Linked DNA regions of Homo sapiens: region 2 is linked to region 1. Evidence: chromatin contacts called from ENCODE Hi-C or POLR2A ChIA-PET data. All regions are on one chromosome and are shown on one strand. The core of a region is the stretch at or near the end of the contact, and the rest is flanking DNA. Distances in the headings are between cores, read along the strand shown.

Region 1 (4,137 bases), core at 1,237-3,736:
AAAGGCTTAATTAGAGAGACAGGGAGGGACCAGAGGTCTCTCTATCAAACTTGTGACTTAATCCCGTAGAACAACAGGTCTTAAACTCTGTGCTACAGCCCATCAGTAGTTGGCCCAATGCTTCTCAGCTGTGTCATCCAATTTTACATCAATGTGAATGACTTTTTTTTCTGCAACTCAGCAGATACACAGTTTGTACAATATCTGTCAGAGAGGAATAGAAACAGATCATGCAACACAGAGATGGAGGTGGAGGTGGACAGGGGATGGAGGTTTTTAGATTAAGAGGTAAGGGGTGAAGCATAACATCAAGCCAAAGCCAAGCCAAATCAAGCCAGCAACAAAGAAATATCCCATGTTTTCTAGAACTCGTGGAGAATATTTGCCGCAAACGATAAAAGAAGTCTGCTCAACAGTAACCCAATGACAAAGAGTGTAAGCAGATAGTACAAAAACCAAGGATGTTTTTATAGATATTATATTACGGATTTTGTTAAAGACCAGAGTGTTCTGAATGTGTTAAATTCCTTTAAGTGAGACATCCAAAATTTTAATATTCAAATCACTGCTACAGACAATGATGAGACAGCTATTAAACTGTTTTAAGCAAAGGAATGACCCTTGGCAGCTGCAGCCAAGCATGATTTGCAGAGAAATAAGGATAAGTCTCTTCGAGAATCTATAAGATAGCAGCTCATTTTTGTTTTACAAACAATGCAATTTCTTTCAGATGGGCTACAAAGAGTAGACACAAGAACCAGCACTTACCAACTTTCATACTCAGTCTAGGTCCTTTTTTCTCCCCCCACAAAACTTCCACCAGGCCCTACTGATAGAATATCAAACAAAGAGTGCCATGATAATGATGAAGAAGAGAAATAAAAGATCAATTTCATGGGGTAACCATTTGGCAGTAATGCCCTTTCCACTGGGAATCTCTAGCCATGAGTGAGGACTGGGTCTTGATGAATCAGACAATAGGTGGGCTCAAGGGGAGTACATAACTCCAGCTCTCTAAACCTAGACTTGACAGCTAGAGTCCCCATTCAGTTTCTGCTGAAGACTGCCAAATAAACTAAGCATTAAAGTTAACCCAACTTAGGAATTATCCTATTGTGTCTCATCTCTCAGCCTGTTGCTTTTCAAGAAGCAGCAGTGTTTGTAATTAAAGTAAGGACAAAGCATTCAGAAGAGTCTTCTAAAATTCAGAACCTAGGCTTCCACTATTAATGTCTGATGGCAACCTATAAGAAAGAGCACTCTCACCACCATAAATGCATTGTTTTTAAAACCAAGAATCACAATGTAGCAATCAGGTTGTTAAATAAAAGTTAATTCACGGTTTAAGGCATTTTCTATAACCTTTTATAGAACTGAATATTGGCCCATTACCCTAATGTGCAAAATACTTTCTTTTCCTTATAATGGCATTTTATTATAACAGAATTTGATAGTAAACATGTGACATGTAACCAAAAAGTTTACATTTTAATTCTTAGCAACTGTATTCTAGAATTATGTTCTTGTCATAATATTATATCACAGGGTATATTCAGGCTGGGATATATGTTAAGGGAAGAAAAGGGGATGCAGAGAAGTAGGCAGGAAGGGGAGAAAAAAAATAAGGATGAGAAGAATGAGGAAAACCAAAATTTACTATCTGCCAAGTTTTTAGATTCAAGAACAGCCCAAAAGTAGTGGAATCAGGACTCAAAGTCAGAGGCCAAACTTTGCTTAAACACCACTATAATTTTTTTAATTAATGTCCAAACAATTTTCATCTTGAATTATTCTAAGGTAAGATATTAGAACCCATCCAGGCAAGATGGCTCATGCCTATAATCCCAGCACTGTGGGAGGCCAAGGCAGGAGATTACTTGATGTCAGGAGTTTGAGACCAGCCTGGCCAACATAGTGAAAGCCTGTCTCTACTAAAAATTACAAAAAATTAGCCAGGCAGGTGGCACGCACCTATGATCCCAGCTACTCAGGAGGCTGAGGCACGAGAATTGCTTGAACCCAGGAGGCAGAGGTTACAGGGAGCTGAGATCATGCCATTGTACTCCAGCCTGGGCAACAGAGTGAGACTCTTGTCTTTAAAAATAAAAAAAAAAAAAAAAAGATATCAGTACCCAAAAGCATTAAAACTAAAATGGATCTTCACTGTAATCTCTCTGGTAGAGAGATGAAGGGTAATGTTCTTTTCAAATTTTTATTCATCCATATTTTCCGATTTTTCTCCAATGACCACCTAGTACTCATATTAATACCTTAATAATACCAAGTATAATTTTAAGTGATGACTTATTTTGTTTAATTATAAAGAGTAACTTGACAATTTTTTTTTAATGGGGCAGTTCACAACATATTCATGTAGTTTGGCTCTGTGTCCCCACCCAAATCATATCTCGAATTGTAATCCCCACGTGTCAGGGGAGGGGCCTGGTAGGAGGTGGTTGACTCATGGGGGTAGACGTCCCCCTTGCTGTTCTCGCGATAGTGAGTTCTCACAGAATCTCATTGTTTGAACATGTGTGGAACTTCCCCCTTCTCACCCTCTCTCCTGCATCAGCGTGGTAAGACATGCTTGTTTCCCCTTTGCCTTCAGCCATGATTGTAAGTTTCCTAAGGCCTCCCAATCATGCTTCCTGTTAAGCCTGCAGAACTGTGAGTCAATTAAACCTCTTCTTTATGAATTACCCAGTCTCAGATAGTTCTTTACAGCAGTATGAGAACGGACTAATACACAATTTAAATAAAAACATATTCTTTTACCAGGAATTAATTTTGAGTCCATCTTAAACATCCACAGTTTAAAATGTGTTTAAATGCTCAGTGCTAGAAAAATATTTCACCTAGTGGCCCTTGGAAACATCAAAATCATAATGGTTTATTCCTGAGGAAATCCAAAGGAAAAAAAAAATCATCCTTGTCCACTTTACAACTACCACCCATGATTCAAAAATGTCACCAAGTTTTTCAGAGCTCTTACAGAAGCTGGAGGAGGAAAGAATTAGATGTTTGAGGTGGGAAGTGGAATCTCTATTCTAAGCAGCATGACAGAGAACAGGATGTAACAAAATAATCTATTTCCGGCATAGCCACATGGATCCTCAGTTGTACTAGGACCAGCGTGAGGTTCAGCTGCCAAGGGGGAACAGAATCCCCCAGCAAGCTCAAGGTTAAATCAGTCTGAACCCAATCCCAATGAGGTTTTTCCAAGATCCATAAATCCTGAGCCTGGAGATAATTTAACACCTAAGTACATCTGGGCCTTTGTTGGTTAGCAGCTGTGGTCCAACTAGGAAAGTTGTTCAGGACTAGGGCGAGACCTCTCAACCCTAAGTTTAATCTTTTTCAATAAAAATGTTAAATGACATGAAAATTAACAAAGAAGGATAAATTGGGAGGGGGTACAAAGTGAGTACCCTATGGCTATACCGTACTCATTAACTCTCATACCACCTCTGGCCAAACAAGCAGCTGAGTTTTACAGACAAGAAAAACTAAGGACCACAGACATCAAATCACTTGCCAGAGGTCAAGAATGGCAAAACTGCATTCTATCTGACTCTAAAATCCCTGCTTTCTTCCCTTATCTATAATTGCCCGTCACTTCCTTTACCTGACATTAAACTCCGTAGAGCAGCAAGTTTCCCTGATTTATTTTCAAATTTTATCTACCTGTCACTCATCTATATTGCTGATTGATACAATCTCTGGTATGCAACTCTGCAATACATAGTCAAGACTTGAAACTCATGCACATCATTTGACTCAGCAATTTCACATGTAAGAAATTTTATCAAGGAGACAAAATAAAGAAATGTCCAAAAATATAGCCAAGAAGATGTCATTCACATCACTGTTCATAATAGCAAAGGGAAAATGCTAACCAAAGGGACAGGTTCCACAGATTAGGGATTACCCATAAGACAAACTATTGTGTTTCTGCTAAATAGAAATCATGCTATACGAATATATTTACAGACACTAAAGGAAGTTTAATGCATAGAAAGAAAGTTACAATACACGGAAAGAATTCAAGAAACACTAAGTGAATAAAGGCAACAAACCAGGACTTACATTATGATCCCATGTTCATTTAATAAATATAATATATACATAGGCCGGGCA
Region 2 (3,823 bases), core at 93-2,592, 1.1 Mb after region 1:
TGCTTTCTGTAACATAGAGTGTTACTTGTGCTCCTCATTTCAGCAGTGTCCTTGGTTACTGGACCTTTTGCCACAGCCCTGCAAAACCTGGCCAAACTTGCACCAAGTTGATTATCCTGTGTTTCATATTTTGTTGAGCATCTGTGCATTTTAAAGTGTTGGCTTGGTTAACTTTCTCGATGTTAACTTTTTGCCTTCCTGAGGAATGTATGAGGACCAGTTACCAGAATGGTTTTGTTTTGCAGGTCACGAGAAGAGAATGCCTTCTAGATGCAAAATCACCTCCAAACCAGACCACTTTTCTTGACTTGCCTGTTTTGGCCATTAGCTGCCTTAAACGTTAACAGCACATTTGAATGCCTTATTCTACAATGCAGCGTGTTTTCCTTTGCCTTTTTTGCACTTTGGTGAATTACGTGCCTCCATAACCTGAACTGTGCCGACTCCACAAAACGATTATGTACTCTTCTGAGATAGAAGATGCTGTTCTTCTGAGAGATACGTTACTCTCTCCTTGGAATCTGTGGATTTGAAGATGGCTCCTGCCTTCTCACGTGGGAATCAGTGAAGTGTTTAGAAACTGCTGCAAGACAAACAAGACTCCAGTGGGGTGGTCAGTAGGAGAGCACGTTCAGAGGGAAGAGCCATCTCAACAGAATCGCACCAAACTATACTTTCAGGATGAATTTCTTCTTTCTGCCATCTTTTGGAATAAATATTTTCCTCCTTTCTATGGAAATCTGGGCTCGGTGTTTGTAAAGTTCATTTTTATAAGCTTTTCTATCGCTACATAATGCCTTTTTAAAAAATGATTTTGTAGTCTAAACTTAGGTTGAGTATATAAACCCTGCCATGTAGCTTGAGATGCCTGAAAAGACTGGTAAGTGCGTTTCTTAATCGTTCAGTAACTATTTGAGTGCCTACTGCAGCCAAGGCACTGGAGGGATCAAAGATGTGTAAATTTGGAGTCCCTGCAAGTTCACAAGCTATTTGGAGAGATAAGGTTAGTATACATAGAACTGTAATATAAGGTTGTGTTGGAGCATTGTCCTTAAAGATGGTACCATGGTGAGCAGTTCAAGGTTACCTGCCAGCTGCAGAACAAGGCAGCAAATGCTCCTGAGATGGAACCATCACAGCCTCAGACATAGGACTAAAGAAGTCAAGAGTGATTAAAAAGCCAGGGGCAGGAGACAGTAATTTTGTATTTCAGTAGCAGGCATCTCGATACACTAATTTGAGAGCTTTATTACTTTTAAGAAATTAAAAATTAAAATGAACCTAAATTTTCACCAGCTCATGGCTTTTTGACAGCCAGCCAAGAATGGATTTCCTGTTTTGCAGTTTCTACTTTCTATTCCTCCCAAACTGTCTGAACTCATTACTTTGCTATTCTTATGACCAAAGTGAGTTTCAAGTTGAAGTGACTCTCCTGCTCTCGTTTCTTTTCATTCTTTACTTTTGTTTTGCGCAGTCTGTTAGGCAACTCCATGCTTTACGTTTCCAGCAGGAGGGCCACATTAGCTAATTTCATGGAATACATGAAACATTGATGATTTGAAGTTGAAGGGGGCTATGGTGATATAGGCTAACCCCATCATTTTATGGATAAGGAAGCTGAGCCCAGACAGGGAGAATTTCTCGCCCAGCTTAATGCAGTTGGTCAGAGCTAGACAGGGGAGTAAGATCCATGTTTTCTTTCTTTTTTTCTTGAGACAGAGTCTCACTCTGTCGCCCAGGCTGGAGTGCAGTGGTGCGATCTCAGCTCACTGCAACCTCTGCCTCCCGGGTTCAAGCAATTCTCCTGCCTCAGCCTCCTGAGTAGCTGAGATTACAGGCACCTGCCACCGCGCCCGACTAATTTTTGTATTTTTAGTAGAGACAGGGTTTCACCATGTTGGTCAGGCTGGTCTCCTGACCTCGTGATCCGCCCACCTTGGTCTCCGAAAGTGCTGGGATTACAGGTGTGAGCCACCGCGCCCTGCCATCATACTATTGTTGAAATGTGGGAATGACGAAATCAGCTCAGGTTTTATGAGAGGAAACTCGGTAAATTCCCTTTGCTCAGGAAGTCACTTCACCCTTGAGCCCTAGTTGTTTCATTTATTAAATTCTTGAGAAGGTTCAGTGCCATTAATACCTAAACCCAGGCACATGTTCTCTCGTCACCTCACCCTTAATAGCAGAACTGTTTGTTAACAACATGATTAGGCATCGGAGATGGATGTTGGTGAATCATATTTTCCTGACCGTTGCCACACTCCATCCAGTGTTTGTCAGGGCCCAGACTGGAAGGACCTCCATTTAGCCCGTTCAGAGGATACCGAAAATGTTCCTGCGCTCCAGAGCCCTTCCAGGCGAACGTCATGTGGCCTCCTGGGACAATCACTAGATTAGCAGAGGTCCTAGGTTTGCCATCTTACTCCCATCACTCGCTAGCTGTGTAACGGGGCAAATCATTTAATTTCTGACTCTCAGTGTTTTCATCTGTAAAATAGGGATAATGCATACCTTTTCTACTATACGAAGTTGTTACCAAATGAGATTTTGGCGGGGAAGGTGATTTGTGAATTATAATAATACATCAAGAGTATTTTCCAAATAAATGACCAAATCCCCAGGGTACACTGACAGTACTTTTCTATTCAGATAGGACCCAGAGGGACAGCCAAGTGATTTTTTTTTTCTACGTAGGGTTACACTTTGGGTTCTTTGTGTTTTGTTTTGTTTGAGACAGAGTTTCGCTCTTGTTGCCCAGGCTGGAGTGCAATGGCACGATCTCAGCTCACTGCAGCCTCCACCTCCCAGGTTCAAGCAGTTCTGCCTCAGCCTCCCAAGTAGCTGGGATTACAGTAGGCTGCCTCCACGCCTGGCTAATTTTTTGTATTTTTGGTAGAGACGGGGTTTCACCATGTTGGTCAGGGTGGTCTTGAACTCCTGACCTCAGGTGATCCGCCCACCCTCGACCTCCCAAAGTGCTGGGATTACAGGCGTGAGCCACTGTGCCTGGCCTATGGTTACACTTTTGATTAGTCATTTGTACTTGGAGGTAGAGGTTTACAGAAAAATAAAAGGCACCCTTATTAGGCCCCCAGGCCTGAGTTCAGAGCCAGAGCCTAAGTGGCTGGACCACACCCTTCCTGCCCTTCCAGGTTCTACCAACTCTTATACCAGGATAGAAGTATTTCTGGCATGATTTTGAAGATGAAGTGTGAGGATTGATTGGTTTCTTTTAGCACTGTTTTTGTTGTTTTCTTTAAACATATAATGATGTCTAGACGTGTGTCACTACCCCAACTTAATAATATTTTATCTTTCCTTTGATGTTGCTTCAAAAGTAGCACCTTCTTGTTTAGCCTTTTTTTTTTTTTTTAAGCAACGGTAGGTGTTTGGTCATGCTGAAGTAAATTTAGAATTTGAGAAATGATTTAAAATTGTTGCCAAGAATCATGAAAAATTTGGCAAGAGTCAATTGCTCCTTTATTAACATAAATTATGTTTAAAAATATATGTCTACACATTTTAGAACAGTTTCATACTCCATCCTCTATGCAAAAATTCTTTTTGGTTTGGGAGAATATATGTGTTTAAAATGGAGAGGGAGGCCAGGCGCGATGGCTCACACCTATAATCCCAGCACTTTGGGAGGCCAAGGCAGGCAGATCACCTGAGGTTGGGAGTTCAAGACCAGCCTGGCCAACATGGTGAAACCCCATCTCTACTAAAAATACAAAAATTGGCCGGGCACGGTGGCTCATGCCTGTAATCCCAGCACTTTGGGAGGCCAAGGAGGGCAGATCATCTGAGGTCAGGAGTTTGAGAC

Evidence for each region. A loop is a pair of places that touch in the nucleus more often than their neighbours do. ChIA-PET counts read pairs that join two places held with the same protein, here RNA polymerase II (POLR2A). Pooled maps may share reads with other maps.
Region 2: a loop to region 1 is called in a map with no recorded cell type, with 3 times the contacts of the local background. The contact joins two enhancer-like sites. A Hi-C loop is called at or near these places in 1 of 37 single-sample maps with no recorded cell type and 2 of 50 pooled maps. POLR2A ChIA-PET finds 5 or more read pairs at or near these places in 1 of 52 experiments (activated naive CD4-positive, alpha-beta T cell).

Annotation. Positions count from the first base shown.
Region 1 is chr5:171,963,430-171,967,566 of GRCh38, forward strand. The region is part of intron 1 of FBXW11 (F-box and WD repeat domain containing 11); the gene reads right to left. Among named protein-coding and RNA genes, the nearest start is that of FBXW11, 41 kb to the right of the region's middle. RefSeq lists enhancers at 2,336-2,630, 2,609-2,658. Within about 2 kb of position 2,487, at least 3 of the 41 ENCODE cell types and tissues checked have a DNase peak (open chromatin) inside an H3K27ac peak, as active enhancers do.
Region 2 is chr5:173,034,154-173,037,976 of GRCh38, forward strand. ATP6V0E1 (ATPase H+ transporting V0 subunit e1) reads left to right here. Exons shown (of 4, transcript NM_003945.4): 4 at 246-1,292. Among named protein-coding and RNA genes, the nearest start is that of SNORA74B, 15 kb to the left of the region's middle. RefSeq lists a silencer at 2,854-2,923. Within about 2 kb of position 1,343, at least 11 of the 41 ENCODE cell types and tissues checked have a DNase peak (open chromatin) inside an H3K27ac peak, as active enhancers do.